Linked DNA regions of Homo sapiens: region 1 is linked to region 2. A link is an interaction called in ENCODE POLR2A ChIA-PET data of the cell type or tissue named here. Cell type or tissue: PC-3. All regions are shown on one strand. Links, peaks and the distances in the headings refer to the core of each region. The heading gives the core; the rest is flanking DNA.

Evidence for each region. Peaks named below come from ENCODE experiments on the same cell type or tissue, not always from the same donor. Only the 100,000 strongest peaks of a DNase experiment are listed, where the experiment ranks them.
Region 1: POLR2A ChIA-PET joins it to region 2 with 23 read pairs; 2 of 35 experiments call an interaction of 5 or more read pairs at or near these places.

Annotation. Positions count from the first base shown.
Region 1 is chr17:48,509,657-48,512,555 of GRCh38, reverse strand. No RefSeq gene overlaps it. Among named protein-coding and RNA genes, the nearest start is that of HOXB1, 20 kb to the left of the region's middle. In PC-3, for the core only: no CTCF peak of the experiment used is centred there; a DNase peak (open chromatin) is centred at 1,525; H3K27ac peaks cover 1,338 bases.
Region 2 is chr17:48,277,813-48,280,738 of GRCh38, reverse strand. All of the region lies in intron 4 of SKAP1 (src kinase associated phosphoprotein 1), which reads left to right. Among named protein-coding and RNA genes, the nearest start is that of SKAP1-AS2, 15 kb to the left of the region's middle. In PC-3, for the core only: no CTCF peak of the experiment used is centred there; no DNase peak of the experiment used is centred there; H3K27me3 peaks cover 334 bases.

The sequences.
Region 1 (2,899 bases), core at 1-2,500, 230 kb before region 2:
CTTTCTATCTTGATTTTTAATAAGTCCTTTCTGTTCTTTTCTTTTTTTTTTTGAGTTGGAGTTTCACTCTGTTGCCCAGGCTGGAGTGCAGTGGCGCGATCTCGGCTCACTGCAAGCTCCGCCTCCCGAGTTCACGCCAATCTCCTGCCTCAGCCTCCCGAGTAGCTGGGACTACAGGCGCCCGCCACCACGCCCGGCTCATTTTTTGTATTTTTAGTAGAGACGGGGTTTCACCGTGTTAGCCAGGATGGTCTCGATCTCCGACCTCCTGATCAGTCCGACTCAGCCTCCCAGAGTGTTAGGATTACAGGCGTGAGCCACCGCTCCAAGCCCAATAAGTCCTTTCATTTGTCTGAATGATCTTCTACTCATTCTCTGTCTAGAAAATCTTTATCATCCCAGATGCAGTTCAAATGTCACTTTCTTGCAGAAGCCTTCCCTGCCATTCCAAACAGCATGAAACTCTCTCCTTGTTTGCTCTCTCTGTGCCATGGTCAGCCCACTGCTGGGCACATAGCACATTGCTGTTTTCACCTGTTAATACGTCTATTCATTTTTGTATCCTTAGTATCTAGGAAAATATGTATCTTGTAAGTATATATGAACTGTTGAAAAGATAAATGAATGAATACGACGGTAAAGATGAGACAGATTGGACAGTTCGCATAGATGGTATAATATTATAGCTGACAGATACAGCAAATCTATTCACTTTTTTGGTTTTCTCTCTTCAGATAAAGTAAAGATCTTCAAGATTTAAATGACAAGGCTAACCATATTTACTTTTTGCCATAACTCCAAGAAGCAAAGTATTATCATAATTCTCATTTACATCCAATAGAATTGACACTTACAGAGGATAAGTAACCTGTCCATGCTCATACTAAAATATTATATCTCTAGCAGTCAGGCGCAGTGGCTCACGCCTGTCATTCCAGCACTTTGGGAGGCCGAGGTGGGTGGATCACTTGAGGGCAGGAGTTCGAGCCCAGCCTGGCCAACATGATGAAACCCCATCTTTACTAAAAATACAAAAATTAGCCGGGTGCTGTGGCACGCACCTGTAATCCCAGCTACTCAGGAAGCTGAGGCATGAGAATCATTTGAACCTAGGAGGCACAGGTTACAGTGAGCCAAGATTGCACCACTACACTCCAGCTGAGGCAACAGAGTGAGTCTCTGTCTCAAAAAAAATTTTTTTAAATAAAAACTAAAATATATTTCTAGTAATACAGCTCATGGTTACTTTCATGTTTTGTTTTGCTGACTTTTTTTGCGGGGAGCAGACACCCGGAGTTGACTCATACTGAAACATCTTTTTTTTTTTTTTTTTTGGCACATATGGTGGCTTGGTTTTATTTTCTCAATATTGAAAGAATAGTACAATGAATGCTATACATCCACTGCCTGAAATCCATTGTTGCCATTTTGCCAGTTTGGCTGTATGTTATTATGCAAGCACTCATTCTTCCATCCAAGCATTTCAAAATAACTTGTACCTCAACCTTGACTTTCAGCACACATCTCCTAAGAATAAGGGCATTGCTCAATATAACCACAGTGCCATTGTCATACCTAAAAAATTAGCAATAAAACCCAGTCCATATCAAATTTCTCTAATGTTCTCCGAATGTTTTTTAAAATTGTGATTAAATACACAAAACATAAAATTTACCATCTTAATCATTTTTAATGTACAGTTCAGTGGTGTCAAGTATATTGACATTATTGTGCAACCAATCTCCAGAGTTCTTTTCATCCTGAAAAACTGGAGCTCTATACCCATTACACAACAACTGCCCATTCACCGGTCCCCCTGGTCCCTGTAAACCACCATGCTACTTTCTGTCTCTGTGAATTTGATTATTCTAGGTGCCTTATATAAGTGGAATCACACAGTTTTTGTCTTTTGTGCCTGGCTTATTTTACTTAGCATAATGTCCAGATTCATCCATATTGTAGTATGTGTCAGAATTTCCTTCCTTTTTAGGGCTGAATAATATTCCATTGTATGGCTATACCACATTTTGTTTTTCCATTTATCCACTGATGGACACTTGGATTGCTTCCATCTTTTGGTATTGTGAATGCTGTTACTATGAACATGAGACTCAGCTTTCAGTTATTTGGGGTATACACGCAGAAGTGGAATTTCTAGATTATATAGAAATGCTATTTTTAATTTTTTGAGGAACTGTCATAGTGTTTTCCATAATGGCTATAACCATCTTACATTCTCACTAAGACTTCACAAGGATTCCACTTTCTCCACATCTATGCCATCTATTAATTATTATTATTATTATTTATTTATTTTTTTTGAGATGGAGTCTCACTCTTGTCCAGGCTGGTGTGCAGTGGCATGATCTCGGCTCACTGCAACCTTGGCTTCCCGGGTTCAAGCAATTCTCCTGTCTCGGCCTCCCGAGTAGCTGGGACTACAGGCACATGCCACCATGCCCAGCTAATTTTTGTATGTTTAGTAGAGACAGAGTTTCACCATACTGGTCAGGCTGGTCTCAAACTCCTGACCTCAGGTGATCCACCCACCTTGGCCTTCCAAAGTGCTGGAATTACAGGCATGAGCCACAGCACCTCGCCTTGTTTTTGTTGTTGTTGTTGTTGTTGTTGTTTTGTTTTTTTTGTTGTTGTTGTTTTTGATACAGAGTTTTGCTCTTGTTGCTCAGGCTGGAGTGCAATGGCGCGATCTCAGCTCACTGCAACCTCCGCCTCCCAGGTTCAAGTGATTCTCCTACCTCAGCCTCCCAAGTAGCTGGGACTGCAGGCGCCTGCCACCACGCACAGCTAATTTTTTGTATTTTTAGTAGAGACGGGTTTTCACCATGTTGGCCAGGCTGGTCTCGAACTCCTGACCTCAGGCAATCCACCCGCCTTGGCC
Region 2 (2,926 bases), core at 224-2,723:
AAAAAGTCAAAGCTATAGACACAAAAATAGATCAATGATTGGCAAGGCCAGTGATAGAAAGAGTGGATTGACTACAAAGGGGCAAAAAGGAGCTTTTCAGAGTGATGGAAATATTCTATATCTTGATTTGGTAGTGGTTATACAACTACTATATATATATGTATATATTTGTCAAAATTCATTAAACTGTACATTTAAAAAGAATTGTGTTTTTTGTGTGTCATTTTTTGTTGTTGTTTTTTGTTTGTTTTTGAGACAGAGTCTCACTCTGTCACCCAGGCTGGAGTGCAGCCTGTCATCCAGGCTGGAGTGCAGATCTCGGCTCACTGCAACCTCTGCCTCCCAGGTTCAAGTGATTCTCCTGCCTCAGCCTCCCAAGTAGCTGGAATTACAGGCGCCCACCACCACAGCCAGCTGATTTTTGTATTTTTAGTAGAGACGGCGTTTCACCATGTTGTACCATGCTGGTCTCAAACTCCTGACCTCAGGTGAATCCTCCCACCTCTGCCTCCCAAAATGCTGAGATTCCAGGCATGAGCCATAGCGCCTGGCCAAGAATTGTATTTTATGTAAATTATATCTCAATAAAGTATTTAAAACCAAACATACAAAATATGTTTTCCAGAACTCTTTTTGATTTGTCTAGTTTCCATAAACAAGCTTATTATTATTGCTTTAGATCATTTTTCTTTCTAGAACCAAGCAATATATGAGTTCTTTCCATGAGAAATAAGTATATTTTCTTCTCTGTCTGCTCTCTTCTGATAAAACTGTATGACAACAGGGCCCCAGGGAATGAAGATAGCAAAGGGACCTTGGGTTAAATGCTGGCCTTAGGAGACAAGCTCTTAGAAGGAACTGTGAGCACAGGAAAGAAGGATTTAGGGAAAATGGAAGCTGGCCCAGGCTACGAAGAGAGAAAGACCCAAGAACAGAGTGTTGGTGGGCCATAGGAATGGAGGAGATGGATGAGATGACCCCGTTGGGGAAAGGGAAGCTAAGAGAGTGGAATGAAATATACTTCTTTAGGTAACACAGCCCTCGAATTAACATGTTTACACATTCATGACACCCAAGTGGCTTCAATTTCTCGGCAGTGGAATTTATCACATAATTAGGCTTTTAGAAAAAAATTCATTTTTTTCCATTAAAAAACCTGACAAATGGTCCACATGTATCATTTGGACACAGGTCACATTACCCAGATAATGAACTCTTTCATGTAAAATTTCCAGTAGATTTTTAACATGCAAAGTCCTCCTCATATGTTATCCTGCATTGATCCGATTGGAGCTGTTAGTGTCTAGTGGATCAATGATCAGCAAACTAAAAAGTCACTTAGTGACTATGACACCCATGGCAGTGTTAGAATCTATTGTGTCAGGAATCCTTGTTTTATTAACTCTGTAATTACCTGTTCAGCTGAACCGGTGAATTTTATTACACATTTTCTTTCACCTGAACAAGACCTTTGCACTTCTACCAGCGCCCTGAGGATCTTCTCTTTTTTTTTCTGCTCCATGTCTTTCTCCAGTGCTCTTTGGCTTAGCTGCCATCTATTTTGGCAGAGAAGTGTGTGGGAAGGAGGCCTTAAGAATACCGTCACCTTGCTTTGGAAGCTGTTAAGTGGCCTCATCCTCCAGGATAGTTGCTTCAGTTGAGACACATTTAGTACTCAGAAGTCAGGAGTATAACTCGGCTTGCAATATATTGGTGTTTTCCTTAAACAAAGAATCATATGCTGTATGGCCTGGGAGTTAACAACATGGACTTTGGAGGCAGGTCTGGGAAGCAATTAGTAAGTTATGTAAGCTCCCTCAGCCCAGGTTTCCTGGTGTGTAAGAGGGGAGGATAGGAATAGTTCCCTCCTCATAGTAACACATGGATGTCTTTCCAGTACCTGACTCAATATGTCTGAAACTTTGTTTTCTCCCCCCTAAAATCTGTACCTTTTCTTCTTTCTCTTGGTAAATGGTGCTCTCATCTTTGACTTCCTGTCTCTCTTACCCCAGCCCAGTATCCAGCCACTCACCAGATGCTATCAATTCTTCATCGTAAGTATTTCTCCGATACTTCTGTTACTCTCCATCCCTGCCATCTCCACCAAGCCATTACAGATTCTCATCTGGACTATTAATCATTCAACTTGACTTCCCAAAATTCACTCTTGGCCATTCTTCAAAGACTTTTGCTATCCTTAGCATTAGGTTCAACATAATTAACACATCTGGAAGACTTCACATGATTCCATCCTTTTCTCCACTCTCGTTGAACTGTTGTTGTACTAGAATTATATTCTATTATAATTGAGGTCTCGTTGTGCTAGAATTATATTCTATTATATACATGTAATTTATTTTTTCATTTATTAACTCATTCAACTAACACACACCGGACATCTACTACTATGTGTCAAGAACCATGCAGGTAAAGAAAGAAAAAGAAAAAAGAACAGCGTAGGCACTGAAAATTCAAATGTGAAGAGAGTCCGTTCTCTGCCCAGGATGAGCTCAATGCCTAATGGGGGATAGAGATACAAGAAAATGATTATGGTAAAATGTAACATGGGAGCAGAGAAGAGAGAACAAAGAAGTTAGCACAAAGAAGGCTTTGTAATGACAGTGACTATATTATGTCTGGAAGGATAAATAGGAATATGTGTTTGTGTGTAATGTTAAGTTAGATGTTTCATGCTAGAAAATATTTTAGAAATATGATAAAAACCCAAAGCATAATTCTTATTTAGAGTATGTAAAAGGTGCTTAATGGTTTCCCACATCATAGAGATTACTTATGTAATAACCATTACTATTCATAATTTCCTTTAGAACAAATAAAGCTGAGGCCAGGCACAGTGATGCCCAAGCCTGTAATCTCAGTGTGTTGGGAGCCGAGGTGAGGGGAGGATCACTTGAGGCCAGGAATT